Regions from separate parts of the Homo sapiens genome. Here region 2 is linked to region 1. Evidence: read pairs that join two places in POLR2A ChIA-PET (ENCODE). Cell type or tissue: GM12878. All regions are shown on one strand. Each heading gives the region's core, and the rest is flanking DNA. Links, peaks and the distances in the headings are about the cores only.

Region 1 (7,997 bases), core at 1,543-6,542:
ACAGATACAACCAAGTTGGGGATGAATCGAAGAAGAGTTCTTGCATTTGCCAGGCATTTCTCCGAGTCTCCAGCAGCCACAACTGCTGGGCAGTTAATGAGAAGATTCCCAAGACTCTACTGATCATTTGTTAACTTGGCAAAACAGGACTGGCAACAGTCGGGAGAAGCTGGGCACACTCTGCGCGTGCATGTTTCCAGAAAAACGAGGACAGGCGGTTGAGATCTCAGATGAACCATGTGTGTTCATCCCCTCCGGTATCCAAAAGAGGAAGAGCGGCGAGAAGCAGGACCAGAGGAGAGAAACCAACTCTGGAGCCGATCTCACAAATGTGGGCTACATGGAATCCAGGAGGGCAGAAGTACAAACCCACCATGTTCCTGCTAGGATGACGACTAGTGGGAATGGGGAAATGCAAAGAGGATCTGTCTCCCAATGGGACCCGGCCACCCCCAGGGCAGAGGATTCAACAGTGTCTATGGAAGGCACTCACAGACAACATGTTCCAAGGAGGCTTCGTGTCACTCCTTATTCCCCCAAATCCAAACAGAATGAAAACCAAAAACACCCTCCACCACTACAACCCATCAAGAGCTAGCCTTAGGGTTCAAGTGCTAAGGTTATCCTTCAAACATGTCTCGCTCAAAAGAGAAGGAGTCAAGGAGGATTTACCCACACTCTTCTTGGACAGGTAAAACTGGTACCATGCAAAGATAAATAATAAGCAGAAGGGGTCATCATGATACTTGTGCATCAAGATAAAAGCAAAACAATACAAGAAAAGGAATGAAAGATGCAAAGGATAGATAAATACACTCTAGAAAAAGAATGAGCTCATAAACCACTAAAACTGTAGACAAAATTGTTCAGCACTGGAAGAAATACGCAATCAAAGAGGACAACATAATGAGCTCAGGAAAGAAAGAGATAAAAAATGAAACTAGGCTGGGCGCGGTGGCTCACACCTATAATCCAAGAACTTTGGGAGGCTGAGACTGGTGGATCACTTGAGGTCGGGAGTTTGAGACCAGCCTGGGCAACATGGTGAAACCCTGTCTCTACTAAAATACAAAAATTAGCCAGGCATGGTGGCATAAGCCTGTAGTCCCAGCTACTTAGGAGGCTGAGGCAGAAGAATTGCTTGAACCCGGGAGGCGGAGGTTGCAGTGAGCAGAGATCACACCACTGCACTCCAGCCTGGGTGACAGAGTGAGACACTATCTTGAAAAAAATAAAATAAAATAAAATAAAATAAATAAAACTGTAACAGAAGTGGAAGCCACATTACAAGGAACAAGCCCTAGAATCAACAGTACAGAAAACTGAGTCAGTCAGTGAAATGGAGGATAAGACTTGAGAAAAAAATCATACAGCATGAATGAAGAAAGATGAGATGAGTGCCATCTAAGGAAAGATAACTGTGAAGGACAGATGACAGAGAGCCAATATAAAAATGAAGTTTTCAAGAAGAGAACAGACTAAACTGATACAAAACGCAGTGAGGCTTGAAATGACCATATCTAATGCTCACTGCATTCCAGAAAAAGGCAACAGACAACAGTCAATCCTGAGATATACTCCAACGAAGTTACTAAATTTCAAGGATAAACAAAGAATTCAAGTATCCAGGGCAAACAATCAGGTCATCTACAAAAGGGGAAGAAAAATCCATCAGGACTCAGACCTGTCAGCACCACCAGATATGGACAACCATAAAGTAGCAATAACATCCTGTCTCCAGAGAATTCAAGGAAAAAGGCTGTGATCCAAGAATCCGATAGCCAGCCAAGTTATTGTTCGTAAGTAACAGCAACAGGAATACATTTGTAAATATGCAAGAAAACCCAACCGAAGCTGTAATCCAGTCTGCAAAAAAGATAAAAACATCAGCTCTCAAATGTGGAGTCTTTGTATGAAAGGGCTGGCAGTAAGCACTGAATTCATTCAGACACAGAATTAAGTCTAAATAACTCTAGTAATTACCTACAGCTATCCACTTTAAGTTGCCTGTCATTTTTGGTAAAAGCTGCCAAATCCATCTGATTATCTCCTCTAACTATGCCAAAATGGAAACACACAAAAGAAACCCTCTCCTGAACGGAATTAACTTGCTCTACAGATAATTTGGGGTTTAGAGCTTACCCTTTGAGGAATAGTATACTGAAGAAATTCCTCAAAAGAGATAATACAAATCACCTGGCGTACTGTTCCAAGCACCCAAGTGCTTGCTTTGGCCCTTCCATTGACTTACCATGCCACCTTGGCAAACTCCTTAATTGCTTTGGGATTCATACAAAAAACCGATATACCTGTGTAGTCCAGCTCATGGCATTGTAAGGATCAAATGGCATGCTGTATGCAAAAGGTCTTTGGAATCTATACACAAGGCTGTAAAACTATGTCACACTGTTTGGATGGAAAGAATTCTGTATTCAGGAGCCAAAATCAGATATTCAGAGACAAAAAAAGGAAGAGATGGCTCCTGCGGATCTATCCCTCCACTTCCTTGCATTTCTCTACATTTTAAAGTCATCTCTTAGCACTATAAAAAGGAAATTCAGCACTTTCACAGCTCCTGACTTGAACTTCCATATTTTTAATTTAGAGACAAGGATGGTTTAAGAACTTAGAAAGATGTTGCCCTACCACCCAAGGAAAATGTCTGACAGTTTTCTATCTTTGATTCACCTACTATTTATGAATATTATTCATTATTTTAATATTATTTATTAACATTGTTTATTAAGCACCTACTATGTGTCAGGCACTATTTTAAATAGACACAGTCCCCACTTAAAATAAAATAGAGTAAATGAAAGAGCAGTACAGAGGAATGGGAAAGAATTTAGCTGAAAAAGGGTCCATGTCTATTTGTGTTACAACCTATATGGGGGAAATCTGACCATTTGCTTATAGGCAAACCCAGTAAACAGCCAGATTCTCTGCCTAAATTAAAAGAATCATGTACAGTTGACAAACAGGATAAATGAATACTTGGGTAAAGAGGCTAGTAAGCCAGAAGAACACAGATGTTCCTGAAACTCTTCTTGCAGTTGCTTTAGGGTTAAAGATAAATTCTTAATGAAGAAAACAAAGACAGGAGAAGCAAGGTTGTACTGGGGTCAGATGGATGTGAGTAAGCCAAAAAGCGTGCTAGTAAAGAACTACCGATTAAGTCATGAAGACACTGAAATCAATCTTTACTTTTGAAAAACACTTGTAAAGGGAAGAATGTGATGAGATTTTTCTACACCATATTATCCATATTCGGCCCCTTACATGGTACTGCTTGTGAGGATGTGGTGATCGATGGGCCTTCCTCAAACAAGAGAAACGCTGTCAGAGTCAGGCAGTAGGCAGCACCCCCTAAACTGCTGCCTCCTCTCTCCTACAGTGTATCACACTTGAAAGCATAAAGGAGTATCGTTGGAAATTGAGGCCTAGGAAGATATTATCTCATGTTTATAAGGAAGCTAGGGTCGGCTGGGCGCAGTGGCTCGAACCTGTAATCCCAGCACTATGGGAGGCTGAGGTGGGTAGGTCACTTGAGGTCAGGAGTTCGAGACCAGCCTGGCCAACATGGTGAAACCCCGTCTCTACAAAAAAATACAAAAACTAGCTGGGCGTGGTGGTGCATGCCTGTAATCCCAGCTATTCGGGAGGCTGAGGCACAAGAATTGCTTGAACCTGGGAGGCGGAGGTTGCAGTGAGCCGAGATGGTGCCACTGCACTCCAGCCTAGGGGACAGAGTGAAACTGTGTCTCAAAAAAAAAAAAAAAAAAAAAAAAAAAAAAAAAAAAAAGGAAGCTAGGGTCTTTGCATGTAAAGGACCATTTTTTTTTTTTTTTACATCTTTTATGCCACACAAAAATAATCATATGGAACAGCCCCATCCCCAAGACACTGACTCGGTCCTCAGACCTATGGGCTTCCTATGACCCACCTCTCACCAGTCTCTCAGAAGTACATCAGTATTTCTTTTACCTGATTGATTACATATGAGTTCTCTGATGAGATCCTTCTAAGGATGGAAGAGATGAGCTCTTTCTAAAGATGAACGGAACTACCCTGAGCTCAGGTAATATAACGAAATAAAAGAAAACAAGATCCAGTGGAACTAAGAGAAACAGGAATGCAATCAAGCCACATGCAGCTGGTCAAAGCACACCTCATCTCAGGGAGAAATCCCCCACGGTGGTGGGAGAGGAGCTAATTGCATCGGTACTATCATATGACTAAAGCAGGATGAATGGTTTACAAGTCAGAACTTCTACATCAGTGGACTCAACACTTACAAATTGGACTGAAACATTTATATGGACATTAAAACGGGGCAGAAATCAAAGTAGATGATATATATGGAAAATTACCATGAAGAGAAGCACATCCTGTGGAGCTGTATATAGGATGCTGGTTTCAATCCGGATTCTTCGGTCACTTCTATTCCTAAGGGTAAATATAACATCATTCCTCTTTCCTTATCCCAAATCGTCTGCTAATTCCCACTTCCAACTTTTAGCAAAAAGGATTGTGAAAATCAGACTGAGGTGACAATTCTAAAACTAAGATGAATGAAAATGAAAATTATTAAGACCTGGAGCATTTTTCAAAAATAAACTAGAGAGGCCTTTTCCCTCTGATAGTCTATTTTACAACTAGTAAAGCGCATCATACAGAAACTTCCAATTCCTTAGAAGACTACAAAGGAATAAAATATGACACAGGTACAGTATTAGATGGATGGAAGTTTGACAGAAGCATAAAAACTCCACTTCACACTCTGTACAAATTTGGTATTGACCAGGAGGCAGTTTTTCACTTAAGATCTTTGAAACCAAGCAGTTGGGTGAAAAATTCTAAGATAACATTTCGAATGCTTTAATCAACAGACATATACAAATGAATTTTAAAATAAAACCAAGGCATCAATGAAGAAGATCTAACATGAAAGTCACCACATCTCACAATGAGAATCCGATCAGATGGAAGAAGGCAAAAGTCTAAATCATAGAGTGGCGGAGGGAGGCACGGGAGAGACGGAGGGCTCTGGGACTAAATCATCAGGGCATGGCCACCTGATGTCTTCCACTTTCAGGGTCCCAGGGCCCTAGGTGGAGGTTTGGGACAAATATGGTATTTGGTCACAAGGAGCAACAGTACGATCTGCTGTATCTGGAATGGGAAAGGCGCACAGAATCCTGGAAGGACTGAAGACATCAGATGCTATGATAACAAGATGGAGAGTACGAGGGCACAAGAGCTGTAAGGAGGCTCTGTGCTCTTCGGTGACAGGCATCAATCACACCACAGCAAGATGTCATTAAAAAGTTACTACTTTAGTGGAAGATCTGGAGTAGCTACAGGAAAAACTCTTTGGGAAAGTCCAGGTGGTAGAGAGAAAATACACATTTAAGCACTAGGAATAACTGTGATGCCACGCTCAGAGCAGGTGGGAGAAAGCAGTTCTCTCTGTTTGACTTGCAGAAGGCAATCTTTCTTCACAGAGAGGACCACAGCATTCAGTCCTCTAGAAAGTTCTATTAGTCTTGATCTTGTCTCTACAAAGAAAATAATGAGAATATCCATAGTGAGTTTGTGAGTACAACCTCCTCTGTTTTGACCAGGACTTTTAGAGTATTTCATTATAGTGATAATTCAAAAACCCTTGCCATATCTCAGAATTATTTTCTACAATTACTACAGAAATAGAATGACCATTTAATTACTTATATATACTTTAAAACGGTTCTTTACTGTCAGTGAAAACTCTGGTTAGAAATATAGAGTGACTGCTAAAAACTATGAGGTTTCTTTTTGGGGTGATGAAAATATGCTAAAGTTAGTGGGAAGGGCTGCACAACTCTGTGAATATACTAAAAAATATGGAATTGTATACTTTTATTTATTTATTTATTATTGAGATGGAGTCTCGCTCTGTCGCCCAGGCTGGAGTGCAGTGGCGTGATCTTGGCTCACTGCTGCCTATGCCTCCTGGGTTTGTCTCGTGCCTCAGCCTCCCAAGTAGCTGGGATTACAGGCACCCGCCACCACCGCCCGGCTAATTTTTGTATTTTTAATAGAGACGGGGTTTTGCCATGTTGTCCAGGCTGGTCTTGAACTTCTGACCTCAAGTGATCCACCCGCCATGGCCTCCCAAAGTGCTGGGATTACAGGCGTGAGCTACTGTGCCCGGCCAGAATTATATATTTGTAAAGGGTGAATTTTATGTTGTGTGAATTAATCTCAATAAAACTCTCACTTAGAAACTGTTTTGAAAATAAATTTTCTTAGAACCTCTCATGTATAAATACCTAGTGAATTTACCATACTTACTAAAGTCTTTCCCCAAATCTCTACCGATTATTTGTATAGTTTAACAATTTTAACTGTCAGGCTAAGCATTTTAAAATTTTAAGAACTGCTTTCTGCTTAAATTTGTTCACCTAATAATATATTAGAAGTTAAGACTAATAATCAGCATACAACCTTCAGTTTAAAATTTAAACCTTAGTTTAAACCTTAGTTTAAAAATTGCCTTTAAAATAATATTCAATTAAAGCCACCTTTTTACAACCAAACCTTTTTCTAAAGATGGCTTCTGCACTACTCAAATTACTCCACATATCAGAGCAATAGTTTGAGCAGTTTGAATCAACTGGTCACATCGATGCTCAACATTCTATTTGACTTACATACAGACTGAAAATGGAATCAACAGAAATTGATATGATCCAGGTATTTCAAGCTGATTTAGCTTAAACTTGGCTGGGAATGGTGAGAGTAAGTATGTTTGTTTCCACAAACCAAACTTCTCTAAACTTCATCATTTGAGATGAGTGGCCAGTCCAGCAATATTGCGTAGCAGTCCACCATGACACTTCCATAGAAAAAAATAAACATCCATATGGATATCATTTATAACACTTGTCAGAGAAGACCAACGCTACTAAATGGTACAATACTGCAAAGCTATATAAACTGTATTTGTGTACAAATATCTTTCTGTTGCATTGTGTTAAAGATGTTAAAAATCAAGGTTTTCAGGATAATAAGAAATATATACAATTAAAATATATTGGGGAGAAACATTACAATGTTAAAATAGAATAAAATATCAATATGAACTTATGATTTAAAATATATTTTAAATATAGCTATATTTTATAGCTCTGTCTGTCAAGGAAAAGGGCCTAAAAAAGGTATAACAAGCATCCCCAATTATCAGATTAGCATCTCTAATACTGATTAAAAAGAAACAGGGCTGGGTGCAGTGGCTTATGCCTGTAATCCCAGCACTTTGGGAGGCCAAGGCAGGCAGATCACCTGAGGTCAGGAGTTCGAGACCAGCCTGGCCAACATGGCGAAACCCCAACTCTACTAAAAATACAAAAAAAAAAAAAAAAAAAAAATAGCCAGGCGTGGTGGCTCATGCCTGTAGTCCCAGCTACTTGGGAGGCTGAGACATGAGAATCGCTTGAACCCAGGAGGTAGAGCTGCAGTGAGCTGAGATTGCGCCACTGCACTCCAACCTGGGTGACAGAGTGAGACTCTGTCTCAAAAAAAAAAAAAAAAAAGAAAAGAAAAGAAACAAGACTCCTTGAGGGAAACAGTTGATTCTAGGACACAGGCACAGAAGGTATAAGATGAATCTAGGATATCATCTTGGGCAAGAAAAGCTTTCAAAGATTAATGAGTTTTGGCAATAGAACACTAAGGATCCAGCTGGAAATAGCTCTCATTGGCCAAAGGTATGTCAATTCAAGCATCAAAAAGGAAAATGACTGTTACATGCAATAACATGGATGAATCTCACATAAAGCCAGACACAAAAAGAGTATAGACTATGTGTTCCTTGTAAATTCAAGAAGAGAACCTATGGTGATAGAGTTAGAAAAGCAATTATATGGTGGAGGAGGGAGGGACAACTGTTTGACTAGAAAGGAGTCTTTGTGGGTAGAGGAAATATAGATGTAAAAAAAAAAGCTGTAAACTTAAGA
Region 2 (7,997 bases), core at 1,249-6,248, 370 kb after region 1:
TTTCATGTTATTTATTCAAACTGTTTCAAATAAAAGTAAATGGGCTGGGCATGGTGGCTAACGCCTGTAATGCCAGCACCGTGGGAGGCCGAGGTGGGTAGATCACCTGAGGTCAGGCGTTCGAGACCAGCCTAGCCAACACGGCGAAACCCCTCCTCTACTAAGATACAAAAAAATTAGCAGGGTATGGTGGCGCATGCCTGTAATCCCAGCTACTCAGGAGGCTGAGGCAGGAGAATCGCTTGAACCCGGGATACGGAGGTTGCAATGAGCCAAGATCATGCCATTGCACTCCAGCCTGGGCCATAGAGCAACACTCCGTCTCAAAAAAAAAAAAAAAAAAAATTAAAGAAAAAAAATTAAAGCAAATGAAAAACAGAAAGTGTACATGCTCTGAAAAAGTTATTACTGCCCCACTCCCGCAAAACCACCTCTGGCTATAGAATACCTTTTCCCCCTTTTAAAAATGATAAACGTAAATTAATCTTCTAAGCATTGGCTGGACGTGGTGGCTCACATCTGTAATCCCAGCACTTTGGGAGGCTGAGACGGGTGGATCACCTGAGGTCAGGAGTTCGAGACCAGCCTGGCCAACATGGCGCAACCCCATTGCTACTAAAAATACAAAAATTAGCCAGGCGTGGTGGTAGGTGCCTGTAATCCCAGCTACTCAGGAGGTTGAGGCAGGGAGAACTACTTGAATCCGGGAGGTGGAGGTTGCAGTGAGCCAAGATTGCGACACTGCACTCCAGCCTGGGCAACAGAGCGAGACTCTGTCTCAAAAAAAAAAAAAAAAATTCTAAGCATTATGAAACACTATGACATTAAAGCAAGCCAATTAAGAAGGCAATAAAGGGGATACATTAAGGTATTTAAGCCCCTCACCGCACAAATTTCCCTACATAAACCCAATCCCATCAGCTCTACGGATTCTCAACTTGCAGAACAACTTTTCTTGGCATTCATCCTCCTTGGCATTTCTATTAAACAATCAACTCCCTAATTTGTGAAGTGCTCTCCTTCCTCTGTTGCTTTAAGTGACTTCTAGTTCTCTTCCCTCTTCTTAACTGCTGGCTGCTCACCCTCCCCTCACCCCTTACTGCGGCTCAGCCCAGGTGTGTGCTCAACCCTCTCCTCTTCTGCTTTCTCTTTATTCCCATGGTTTCAACTACTATTTCCACAACAATGATTCCTACAATCATCCTAACATGTCCAACAGACTGTTGAATATTCTCATCCGGATAAAACCCAGCCTTCTCCTGATATGACCACTATGGCCTTTTTCTTCTTCTCTGCTCACAGTCAGATTGCCAGATCTTGTCAATTCTCAACTTCTCAAGAATCTTTTTTTTTTTTTTTTAATTCCTAGTTAGCATTCCCACTCAGCTTCATATTTCCTGATCCCTGGGGGATGAAAATAGCCTCTGGACTGGCCTTGCTCCTTTCTGCCACTCCCACAACAAATGACTAGAAACCCTAAAACTACACGTAAGGGCTGGTGCCAAGTATTGAGGCATTTCTGCAATCTGTAGGCAAATTAACCCTCCTGAAGCACTGCTTTGATCATACTACTTCCCTGCTCTGAACACTTCAGCAGTTCCTCAATACTCAAAGGCTCTGCAGTATTAACCCAAGCTACCATTAACAGACTGATTTGCTTTCTTCCCATCCTTTTACATCACGTGCATTTCCTAATAGATATTCTGGCCTACATGGGGGTGCCCGCTCATCTCATCTTAAGTGAGCAGTAATTATTCAACAAACTATTGTTTTGCCTGGTCATTTTCCCTTCGGTTTTGTCATTACAAAAATTCAAACATTCTAAACAGAGATGACTATACCTCAACTTTGTAACCCCTCTGGAGTTAGAATACTAACTCCCTTTGACAATCAGAATGAAACTGTTCTCAGAACAGAACCTACTCAGAGGAGTTCTCAGATATGATAAACGAAGGGTGGAAGAAGGTACGTGATAATGTAACTGGCGGTGTCCATGCCTTTGTAGTACAAACCAAGCCCAGAGATCAGTTGAACCTAAAGACAAATAAGTAGGATGGTTCAGAGAACCAAGAATCTCAGAATTTGGGTGAACAAGTACTAACATTTAGTCTTACTATCAAACGCCCTCAAGGTATTTCTGGGACTCTACTAACACCTCAAACTCAGTAAGATATTCCCTTCCCAGTTACGAGAATCATGATCCTGAAAATAATTCACAGTGGAAAAACATAGTTTTTGGGAACAGACTGTGAGGACAGAAAGTAAAAAAAAAAAAAAAAAAAGAAAGAAAGAAAAGAAAAACATATAGTTTTGAGGGAAATAATGGGCTAGGAGAACCCAGGAAATTCACAAAAATGTCCTTCCATTCTTTAAAGCAATATCATCCTAGAAGAAGGTAATTATAAATAAAATATATAATAAAGCAATAAAAGTTAACAGGTATAGCAATGGCATTTTATCTATCTTAAATTAGGGATCACAGATATAATTTATTTGTTTTATATATTTTGATGCTTAGATACTTCTGTGATCTCCCTCTTGGGCAAGTTAACAGGATTCTTATTTATTCACTTTGCTTTTTGCAGCTAATATGCATATAAAAATCACTTTTCTGCTTTAGGTCTCCCAAAACCTCACTGCCTGTTAATTCTATGACTCAACTCTAATTCTTCTCACTAAGTCACACTCAGAGAACTAAATTTTATTATACATGGTAGAAGGAATGCTTAAGCTGCAGGAAAGGCAAACAAAGGCAAATGTGTCTATAACAATTTGTCTTAGAGGGAAATCAGAACTGGTGAAAACTTATATTTAAGGCCTAATTAATATCTTCTCTCTTAAGCTGCATTTCTTTCCTAATTTTTCCCCCATGTTGTTCAATGTTAGCCATCATTTCTCCAGATATCTCATTTTCAAATCTGGAGTCATATTTCTCTTCTCTGACTCTATCAGCCCTTAAATTAAATTCATCTCAAAGCCAGTAACTCTTATACTTATCACTTCCTCTTTATTATCACTGCTACCACTCTAACAAGTTCTCTTCTCACATGCAGACCATGTGGGGCCTTTCAATCAAAAGACTTAAGCCCTTCTTGAACTTAGGAAAGTTTCTTGTTGTTTCTATACTTTCCTCCATTTTCTCTGTTCATTCTTACTAGCATTTATTACAGGATGTAAAAAGGCTACTAAATCTAGCTTCTATATTGCTTTAACTTTTCTCTCAGATTTTGTCTTTCTACTACACTCTCAGAGAATCCCTGAATTCTTTCTTCTAAGCTAGCTAATTTGATCTCCACCCCATCTACTGAATTTTTCTTTAAAAGTTCATATTTTAATTCTAATAGTTTCTTTTCCATAGCAATCTTTTCTTTTTTGGGTGGACACGGTATCTTCCCAAATCTCTCTGTGGATTTAAAGTTCATTCTGTACCCTATATAAACTGTCTCCTCTGGTGTTTCATTATTCAGTTAGTTGAATTTGGTGCCTCTCTTTTAAACTGCTGGTTTTCCTGAAAAGCATGGTTCTTCCTGGTTGTCTATTCCTACTTGTAGATGAGGGTCCAGACTAGAGTTATATTCTGACTGCTGGGGTGAACTTCTTCAGCCCAAGTGATAATTCCTGTTTGCCCAACAATAAACTTAAATTCAGATCACAGAAGTCCTATCTAGAATGAGTCCATAGGCGAGAAAGGAGCCATGTAACCAGCCAGGTTCTCCTTTAATGGTGGAAGAGTATCCCATCTTCCAGGTGCTGGAGGTTCAATATCCTTCAGGATAGCCACAAGCTACCTAAACTACTGCCCCTATCTTTCTTGCTATACAGCACTCACTTTGGAATTTCCTATGGACAAACAAGCAATTCAGAGAGCTGAATTTTGGGCATTATCCCAGCAGGAAAACCATTGCGGGCACCTATACTAATAGGTAAATGGCTTAGCTTTCCATGGCTTTAATTATCTGGCTGTACTCATGGCTTGTTCTATCTCCAAGTGCCTCCCTGCTTTTGATGTTGGTGGTACTGCAGGATGCCAATTCTTGGCTGGTCCCTTCTACTTTCTGAATAAGGTCACACGTTCACTAAGCTCTCTTGGGTTTTGACATTAATTGATTTCCAATTGCTTTATTCAACCAAAAATTCATCATATTCTGATTCATACCACTGAGGTTTTCTTGTTTCTCTGGATTTGTTTTTATATTCTTTATGTGATTTTAGAAGGAAGAAAAAATAAGTGTGTGTGTTCTCTAGTCTATGTTGAATTTGAAGTCATTATGCATTTTTATGTGCCAAATAAAACAGCATGGAAATATGTAAATATAAAAAAAGCAAAAGAACCTATGAGACAGTAATAAAAAAAATCAATAGTAGTGGAAGGTTACAACAACTATCAACACTTAACAGATCAACTAGTCTAAAAGGAAAAGAGAAAATGTATATAATCGATATTAATCTAATAACTGTAATTCAAGTTCCATTCTCTAAGAAAAGAATATTTTATTTTCAAATAGCCCTGCCTACTCCACGTCAAGAAGAGGAAAAGAAAATATCTGCTGTTGTAAATAGAGCCCCATCCTTCCTTGCCCTGTCCCATCTGGAACTTTTGTAGGCTTTGCTCAAATAGTCAAGGCCAAGTTTTTGTATTAGTTTTTCCATAAAACCACGCTGAGCCAATCAGTAATTTCAAGGTTTTGTTTGTTTAAAATCTAAGAGTCCAAACTTTCACAATCTATTAAAACTTGGCTGTAAAATGACAAACCTTCTTAAAGCCTATTTTCTCAAAGCTTCTATTCCTGCTCAGATTAAGAGTTGACACAATACTCTCTGAACCTACTTGTACCAATGAGCTACAAACACTAGTTTTAAATGCTTTTGTTTTTAAGGCTTAGCTTGATGTGAGGAAATGCACACATTCTAACTAGTTTTCAGATATTTAAAGCAGTACAGCCTCCTTAATAAAGTACTGCCATTTAATGCATTCAATAATTTAGCAATATCCATGTTCATTCCATAACATTCTACCATATATCATAATGGAATGAGTAAAACAACTCAACTCTTTGGATCACTCTTTTATTTCATAGTGAAAAACTTTAAAATAGCTTATTAGTTTTTGCTGAAATTCTGAAAAGAAATTCTATTCACGTTTCCTCTACTGAAGTATTCTACCTTTAGTTGCAGACTTAGTTCGAGCAGTGTGAGAAACACTTGATGTAATCAAAGGATGAAGACAGGATTCTGACATGGTATCAAGTGGAGATTTAGACTACATTGTACATGGAATAAATGAAATAAAACCATCCTAGGTAAAATTTTTAAAAGGTTAATTTCTGTCAAATGCAGTACATGATGAAGAAAGGTTTAAGTATCAGAAACTGTTTTCTTATACATTTCCTTTTTCTTGCACCTGCTACCTTTCCCAAAATTGGGCATTTAATTTATCTCTGAACTAGTCATTAACATAGTTGTTAACTTAGTAAGTTTTCTTATCAAACCCCTTCTCAATGAGCAATATGTCTCCTTGTATTAGAAAATCTTTCTGGCCGGGCGTGGTGGCTCACGCCTATAATCCCAGCACTTTGGGAGGCCGAGGCTGGCGGATCACAAGGTCAGGAGATCGAGAACATCCTGGCCAAGATAGTGAAACCCTGTCTCTACTACAATACAAAAAATTAGCCAGGCGTGGTGGCACGTGCCTGTAGTCCCAGCTACTCAGGAGGCTGAGGCAGGGGAACTGCTTGAACTCAGGAGGCAAAGGTTGCAGTGAGCCAAATTCATGCCACTGCACTCCAGCCTGGTGATAGAGCGAGACTCCGTCTCAAAAAAAAGAAAGAAAAGAAAATATTTTTCTGATACTGTATTAGGATTTGGGGTTTTTTTAAATTAGTGCAGTCTCGCTTTCATGTTACTTTATTCAAGCTAATTATGTGCTTTCCTTCATTTTCTGGTAACTAGTTGTAAAAATCATGCCTTGCAGGTTTACAGTTTTCAAAACACTCTAAATTTTTTTTTTTTTTTTCAGACGGAGTTTCACTCTTGTTGCCCAGGCTGGAGTGCAACATCGCCATCTCAGCTCACTACAATCTCTGCCTCCCAGGTTCAAGCAATTCTCCTACCTCAGCCTCCCAAAAGTAGCTGGCATTTACAGGCATGCACCACCACGCCTGGCTAATTTTTTGTATTTTTTACTAGTAGAGACAGGGTTTCACCACGTTGGCCAGGCTGGTTTCGAACTCCTGACCTCAGGTGATCCACCCGCCTCAGCCTCCCAAAGTGCTGGGATTACAGGTGTGAGGCACCGTGCCCAGCCCTAAATATTCTTAAACTATGATCTTTCTTAACATAATTGTCTTGCCAACTCCCTTGTCACTGATCACCAACGCTGTAATTTGACCCATATTGACCATACTATATCTCACCTACATGAATGCATACTTACTATTATTGCTTTTCCTAAATACATTACTTTCGGCCTATGAGGTTCTGTAAACTCAGTGTTAACACTTACAGTATTCTCTGTATACCTTAAGCACTGGCAAGAATATAACACTGGGCCTTTCAACAACTAGAACAAATATTTTAAATGGACAGTTCCAGAATTGTGGGGTATTTTTACATTGATCTTTTGCTAATGCAATCAGCAATGTGTTTTGCACATGGAATTTAATAAATCCTTTAATCATTAAAAAAATAATAAAAGAAAAGAACAAGCTGGGCAATGCAGGGGCAGGTTTGAAATACGCCTGCTTCTCAAAAGACCAACAACAGGCATGCTCCAGGTTGAGTATCAGCAACCATTAATTTCATGACCATTCTCTGGAGCAAAGCTAGGGAGCCAGCTAATTTTTACCCCAAAAAAATCTCCAAACCAAGCTTTTTCCAGGGGGTTGGGAAGACAATAAAATACAAGATAATAATCTAAAAGAGGGGAAGAAACTGGGAGAAAGCACAAACATATACAATTTGAAATAAGAAAAAAAAAAAACAGAAAAAAAGAAAACAACTTGTATGAAAATGGTCTAGAATTCTACACTAGCACAGTGACGGAAAATGTAAATTACCAGCATTAACTCAATAAAAGAAAACCCGATCGTAATGAATTTTTTTTTTTTTTTTTTTCTTTTTTTTAAAAGAGGGGGCCTGGGCACAGTGGCTCACACCCGTAATCCCAGCGCTTTGGGAAGCCAAGGCAGGAGATCACTTGCAGCAAGGAGTTCAAGACCAGCCTGGACAAAATAGCTAGACTCCATCTTGACAAAATAATTTTAAAAATTAGCTAGGCGGCCGGGCATGGTGACTAATGCCTGTAATCCCAGCACTTTGGAAGGCTGAGGTGGGTGGATCACCTGAGGTCAGGAGTTCGAGACCAGCCTGGCCAACATGGTGAAACCCCATCTCTACCAAAAATACAAAACTTAGCTGGGCGTGGTTGCTCGCGCCTGTAGTCCCAGCTACTCAGGAGGCTGAGGCACGAGAATCACTTGAACCCAGGAGGCAGAGGTTGCAGTGAGCCAAGATCGCGCCATTGCACTCCAGCCTGGGCGACAGAGTGAGACTCTGTATCAAAAAAAAAAAAAAAAAAAAAAAAAAAAAAACCTAACAAAAATAATTTAACCAAATTACAAACTTGGTTAATTATGAATCCCAAGTCAAGTATCCGCAAATATGATCCGTCATGTAAAAAAAAAAAAAAAAAAAAAAGCACATCCATGTACATGTACACACACACACACACACACCACAGACCTTGGCACAGTATGGGTACTCTAGAATTCAAGGATGGAGCCAAATAATGGCCCAAATTAATAGGTCAAAAAAAAAAACGCCTGATATTCTCAACAGATGCTGAAAAGTTGAAACTGAACGCCTACTTTTGATTTAAAGCAAACTTTTGAGTCAAATTGGGATAGATATTTTAACAGTTAACAAATTAAATAAATAGGATACACGCTAAAACATGGATGACCTTGAAAACAATATGCTAAGTGAAAGGAGCCAGACAC

What was found. ChIA-PET counts read pairs that join two places held together with the same protein. Peaks named below come from ENCODE experiments on the same cell type or tissue, not always from the same donor. Only the 100,000 strongest peaks of a DNase experiment are listed, where the experiment ranks them.
Region 2: POLR2A ChIA-PET joins it to region 1 with 5 read pairs; 3 of 35 experiments call an interaction of 5 or more read pairs at or near these places.

What each region holds. Positions count from the first base shown.
Region 1 is chrX:24,536,695-24,544,691 of GRCh38, reverse strand. It overlaps a transcript of PDK3 not described here. Among named protein-coding and RNA genes, the nearest start is that of PDK3, 75 kb to the right of the region's middle. In GM12878, for the core only: no CTCF peak of the experiment used is centred there; no DNase peak of the experiment used is centred there.
Region 2 is chrX:24,162,957-24,170,953 of GRCh38, reverse strand. The region is part of intron 3 of ZFX (zinc finger protein X-linked); the gene reads right to left. Among named protein-coding and RNA genes, the nearest start is that of ZFX, 17 kb to the right of the region's middle. In GM12878, for the core only: no CTCF peak of the experiment used is centred there; DNase peaks (open chromatin) are centred at 1,573 and 1,903; H3K4me3 peaks cover 887 bases; H3K27ac peaks cover 2,222 bases.